Linked DNA regions of Homo sapiens: region 1 is linked to region 2. Evidence: chromatin loops called from intact Hi-C (ENCODE). Cell type or tissue: PC-9. All regions are shown on one strand. Region 1 overlaps IQCJ-SCHIP1 (IQCJ-SCHIP1 readthrough). Region 2 overlaps IQCJ-SCHIP1 (IQCJ-SCHIP1 readthrough).

Region 1 (2,500 bases), 220 kb before region 2:
TAATTCTCCTAAGAAACTTATTACATAGCACACTTATCCATCTTTTATAAATGAGGAATGGGGGCACAGAAAGATTAATATTTGCCCAGGTTCACACAGAAAGTATATGAAAGAGATAGAACTTGAATTAGCAATCTGACCCTATAGTATAACTCTTAACAGCTATACTATATCTAATAAAACCATTTCAAAATTAATAAGTCTTACCTATGTTTTAGCATTTAGAATGTTTTATCATAATTTTAATAGTTATATCTTCCCTGCTAGGCTGGAAAAAAATTTTTAAAGGGGAATCCTTTCTTGTTCATCATCCCTACCTACCTAGTGCCTAGCATAATATTATTGGATGGATGGATGAATGGATGGATGGATGGATGGAGAAGAATGTAAGTTTCAGGCTGGCTGTTACATTCAGCTCTAAGATAACTAAACAGTCCCTTGAAACTCCAGAAATAAATTAATAAGCTTTGGTTTTTCCTCAACTTAAATCTGCTAGATAAGCCTGAGGATTTGCAATTGGAAAAAAAAAAATGTGTAAGGGATCAGATAAGGGAAACTGAATGATAAGGACATTCGTCCCTAGGTGGTTTTGGCCACAGGGATGTCTATTTCTCCAGCTGTCCTGCTGCCTTCCCCAAAAGATAAAGAGCAGCACCAGCAGGGGAGCAAAGGTTGCTGGGCTATGTCCCCTTCCTCTAGGTTTGAAGCTGGAAGGATGAACCAGCTTTGCCTCAGTGACTGGACCCTTATTTTCATATGCAGTCAGGACCCAACAATAAAAGCAAATTTTTAAAAACGCTATGCTTAGAATTGAAAGAATGCAGAAAGAATGCAAATTGCCTTTACAGCTGCCTGACCATCCTAGTGAATCCTTTAACCCTATTCTTTCCTCCTGCTTCTGTCTCATTGTATTAAATGCTGTATCCAGAAAACATTTTCTTAATATTTAAACGTAGCATCTTACAAATGGATGGCATCACAGCAGATCCCTGAGGATGCTATAAGGCTCAGCCTCCGTGTCACCCAGGATGATTTTAACTTGCTTATCTCATTTCCTGCCTCTGCCCCTGGGTTGGCTAGAAAAAGGAAAGATCCAATTTCCATGCTAGGCCTGAGGATGGTCCAGGGCTTTTCTCTGCAGACCCCATGGCTGCTGCCCTCTGCTGGAATGATGAGGCCTGAAGTCCTTCCATCACAGATTCCAAGTGTTCCTTTTAAAATACTTTAGCAGCTCTTGTCAAAATAAACAAAGCGGCCCAACTAAAGGTTCCATGGCAATTAGGAAATTTACTTGGCAGCAGGTAACTTTAGAAAGGTAGTTATTTATCCTCATTAGGGCTATCATATACGTGTCAGCAGAGAGAGGAAGCTTCTCTCCACACCTGGGAAATCTAAAACTGCACGTGCTGTTTGTTTCTAAGTCTCTGGCTGCTGAATGCCAGTCCAAGGGCAGATGCCACTCAGACTCCATCAGAACCACCTGGGAAGCTTTTCCAAAATACTGACTCCTGGGTCTAGTGATAGACAGTCTGATTCATTAACTAAGAGATAAAACCTGGAAAGCAGTTCGTAATTTTTAAGAGCTCCTCATGTGATTCTGATGCACAATCAAGTTTAAGAGTTACTAGCAAGACTTTTGAATTATGTATCATCTTGAAATACAATTTTCTTTTAAACGAAAGTATCTTTATTATTTATTATGAAATGTTTTATTCTCATGTTAACACTTCAAAAATGTAGAACAAGATGAATAAAAAACTAAACAATTGCTTTAAAAAAAAAAAAGACTTATTACCCAGAGGCAATCACTGCTAACATTTTGGAGAAATTTTTCCAGACATTTGACGTGAATACATAACTTTTTTATTTTTATTATACTTTAAGTTCTAGGGTACACGTGCACAACGTGCAGGTTTGTTACATATGTATACATGTGCCATGTTGGTGTGCTGCACCCCTTAACTCATAATTTACATTAGGTATATCTCCTAATGCTATCCCTCCCCCCTTTCCCCACCCCACAACAGGACCCAGTGTGTAATGTTCCCCTTCCGGTGTCCAAGTGTTCTCATTGTTCAATTCCCACCTGTGAGTGAGAACATGTGGTGTTTGGTTTTTTGTCCCTGTGTTAGTTGCTGAGAATGATGGTTTCCAGCTTCATCCATGTCCCTACAAAGGACATGAACTCATCCTTTTTTATGGCTGCATAGTATTCCATGGTGTATATGTGCCACATTTTCTTAACCCAGTCTATCATTGATGGACATTTGGGTTGGTTCCAAGTCTTTGCTATTGTGAATAGTTCCACAATAAACATACGTGTGCATGTGTCTTTATAGCAGCATGATTTATAATCCTTTGGGTATATACCCAGTAATTGGATGGCTGGGTCAAATGGTATTTCTAGTTCTAGATCCCTGAGAAATCACCACACTGTCTTCCACAATGGTTGAACCAGTTTACAGTACCACCAACAGTGTAGAAGTGTTCCTATTTCTCC
Region 2 (2,500 bases):
AATGGTAGGCTTTATCCATTCCCATTTTACAGATTTAGAAGCTCAGAAACAAAGTCACACAACTAGTAAGGAGATGTGCCAAGATTTAAACTTAGATCTGTTGGACTCCCAAATCCATACCCTGCATCACGATGGCCTCACACCTTTGAAAAATAGTACAATGACCCTTTTGATGTTTCTTTTTTGTATAATGACCTAAGGAAAGCAGAGAGGTCAAGTCAACTTTCCCTGGTCCCTGCAGTTGTAATAGGGCTCCCTTCACCCTCTCAGTGATTCTTTACTGAGTTAGAGGTAAAACCCCACAATGAACTATAGGAAATCCCACTCTTTTAGAGCTCTGAGTATTTAGAGACTGATTTGGGCTGAGCAGGTGAGGGAGATTGGTAGCAGAGAGCTGGAACTGGAGGCCTGTTCTCTCTGTCAGTTCATTACTTTCAAAGGTCTGTTGCAGGGAGCCTCCTTGTCCTCCCAGTGTAAGGAAATATAATTGTGATCAATACATTTCCAAAAAATATATCTCCACTGCTAAGGACATGGTAAGGAAATGGAACAAATTAATAAAAAGGGCTTCTCAGCCAACTGGAAAAGAGGCAGGCCATGAGTATACAATGTCTTCCTCAGTTTTTCTTCCCCAGTTAAGCATTCTGGGTCCCCTCCCTCTCATTTATTTGCTGCTGTGATGTCTGCAGGGTAGGGTGAGCTGGCATAAAGTTTATTAAATAGTAGCTTGCAGATCACTTGCTACCACATTTTCCAAAGCTTGCCTTTGTCCCCTCGGTGTATACTTGAGATGCCTTCAGTCAGATGAAAATCATGGAAAACCAAACTAACCTGGCTTCACAGTGATGAGATTGGTTGGCTCCTGGTTAGGAAAGGCTTCAGAATGTGTTTGTTTCATTGGCCCAATGGGGCATCACCAGGAATGCTGTTATTTTTTTTCTTTAAACTTCTCTGCTCTGTTTTTTGCCGTCAGTTTCATTTACAGCTATCCTCCCACACCTTCCGGTTGCCAAATGATTTTCCTTTCCTTTGAGTTTATTCATCACTGTCTAGGGAGAGGGAGAAAAAGAAATGGTCACTTCCAAGAACTCTCTCAAAAGAGCCAGGAACTATTTTCCCAGTCATCCTCAGCAGATTTCTCCTCAATCTCATTGGCCCAAATAGGGTGTGGTGTTTATCCTTGAACCCGTAAGTGGAGCCAGGGGATGGGATAATGAGCCACAAGCCCTACCACCTGATCAACTTCCCCCAAGCACCTGGGCTTTGCAGGAGGAATTGAAGGTGCTCAAATAAAAGTTAAGGTAGTTACTAAAAGAAGGAGAGTGGTGTTGGAAGAGCAACTACAGTGCCTATTAGACTCCTGCTGTTCTGAGAATCAGCTCCAACCCACTCCTAGCAGCACCCAAGGAACTGGGGCTCCTAGCCTGACTCACAACTCTTGGAAGCTGCTGACCCCTAGTGTCTGAGGAAAGCATCGGCTCTAGAATCCAGAGGCATGGGTTTACCTCTCATGAGAATCACAGCGGCTGTGACACACTCACACACACAAGGAGGTTGTAAGCAAATTAAAACCTTTAGAAGTACTTTAATGAGTAAGTGAGTTTAATTGAAAGTCTTCCAAAGACACTGTAAGACTTAGGCCTCCCTCACCTTGCTGATCAGCAACCTCAGAACACTCTCTGTAGTCCTTTTCACACCTGTAAATTGTCATCCACAGTGTGTCTTTCTCTCTAGACAGAGGGTGTGCTTTTTGAGGGTGGGGCCTAAGTGCAAAACACCCAGCTCCTCACCTTGAACTCCTGCATGCTTAGTAAACACTTGTATGAGTAAACGAAAGACCCAACTGTTGTTCAGCTCTCCTTTCCTCTCCCCTTCCATAGCCATGGCTTTCTCTTATAAATATCAGCTCTACCAGCTTAATTGTACTCCTTTTTTTTTTTTTTTTTTGAGAGGGAGTCTCGCTCTGTCACCCAGGCTGGAATGCAGTGGAGCGATCTCGGCTCACTGCAACCTCCGCCTCCCAGGTTCGAGCAATTCTCCTGCCTCAGCGTCCCGAGTAGCTGGGACTAGAGGTGCCTGCCACCCACACCCAGCTAATTTTTGTATTTTTAGTACAGATGGAGTTTCACCAAGTTGGCCAGGCTAGTGTCAAACTCCTGACCTCAGGTGATCCACCCGCCTCGGCCTCCCAAAGTACTGGATTACAGGCGTGAGCCACCGCGCCTGGCCAATTGTATTCCTAATAGGACAACTAAGCAATCAATTGTGTTTTGAAGCTGCATGTTATACGAATGGGAAAATATTCCAACAACCCCAAATACACATCTAAGCAGCTGCTTTTGTGTTGTGGAATACCCACTATCTGGTCAGTAGAGAAAGCAGAATTTTTTATTATAAGCAGATCAACATTGCTACTGTGAATTCTTTGAGCAGTAGGCAAAGCTGTGTTAGAATGGGTTCTTCTTTGGTCTGTATGTGGCAGGTAACAGGACTTCTCCTG

Evidence for each region. Peaks named below come from ENCODE experiments on the same cell type or tissue, not always from the same donor. Only the 100,000 strongest peaks of a DNase experiment are listed, where the experiment ranks them.
Region 1: it touches region 2 in a loop (11-fold over the local background); 2 of 110 quality-filtered maps call a loop at or near these places.

What each region holds. Positions count from the first base shown.
Region 1 is chr3:159,585,612-159,588,111 of GRCh38, forward strand. The region is part of intron 4 of IQCJ-SCHIP1 (IQCJ-SCHIP1 readthrough); the gene reads left to right. All of the region lies in intron 1 of SCHIP1 (schwannomin interacting protein 1), which reads left to right. Among named protein-coding and RNA genes, the nearest start is that of IQCJ-SCHIP1-AS1, 180 kb to the right of the region's middle. In PC-9, a CTCF peak has its summit at 1,156 (motif pointing left); no DNase peak of the experiment used is centred here.
Region 2 is chr3:159,803,880-159,806,379 of GRCh38, forward strand. The region is part of intron 4 of IQCJ-SCHIP1 (IQCJ-SCHIP1 readthrough); the gene reads left to right. The region is part of intron 2 of SCHIP1 (schwannomin interacting protein 1); the gene reads left to right. LOC101928351 (a long non-coding RNA gene) reads right to left here. Exons shown (of 4, transcript XR_007096144.1): 2 at 832-1,049. Among named protein-coding and RNA genes, the nearest start is that of IQCJ-SCHIP1-AS1, 37 kb to the left of the region's middle. In PC-9, CTCF peaks have their summits at 1,430 (motif pointing left) and 1,631; a DNase peak (open chromatin) is centred at 1,422.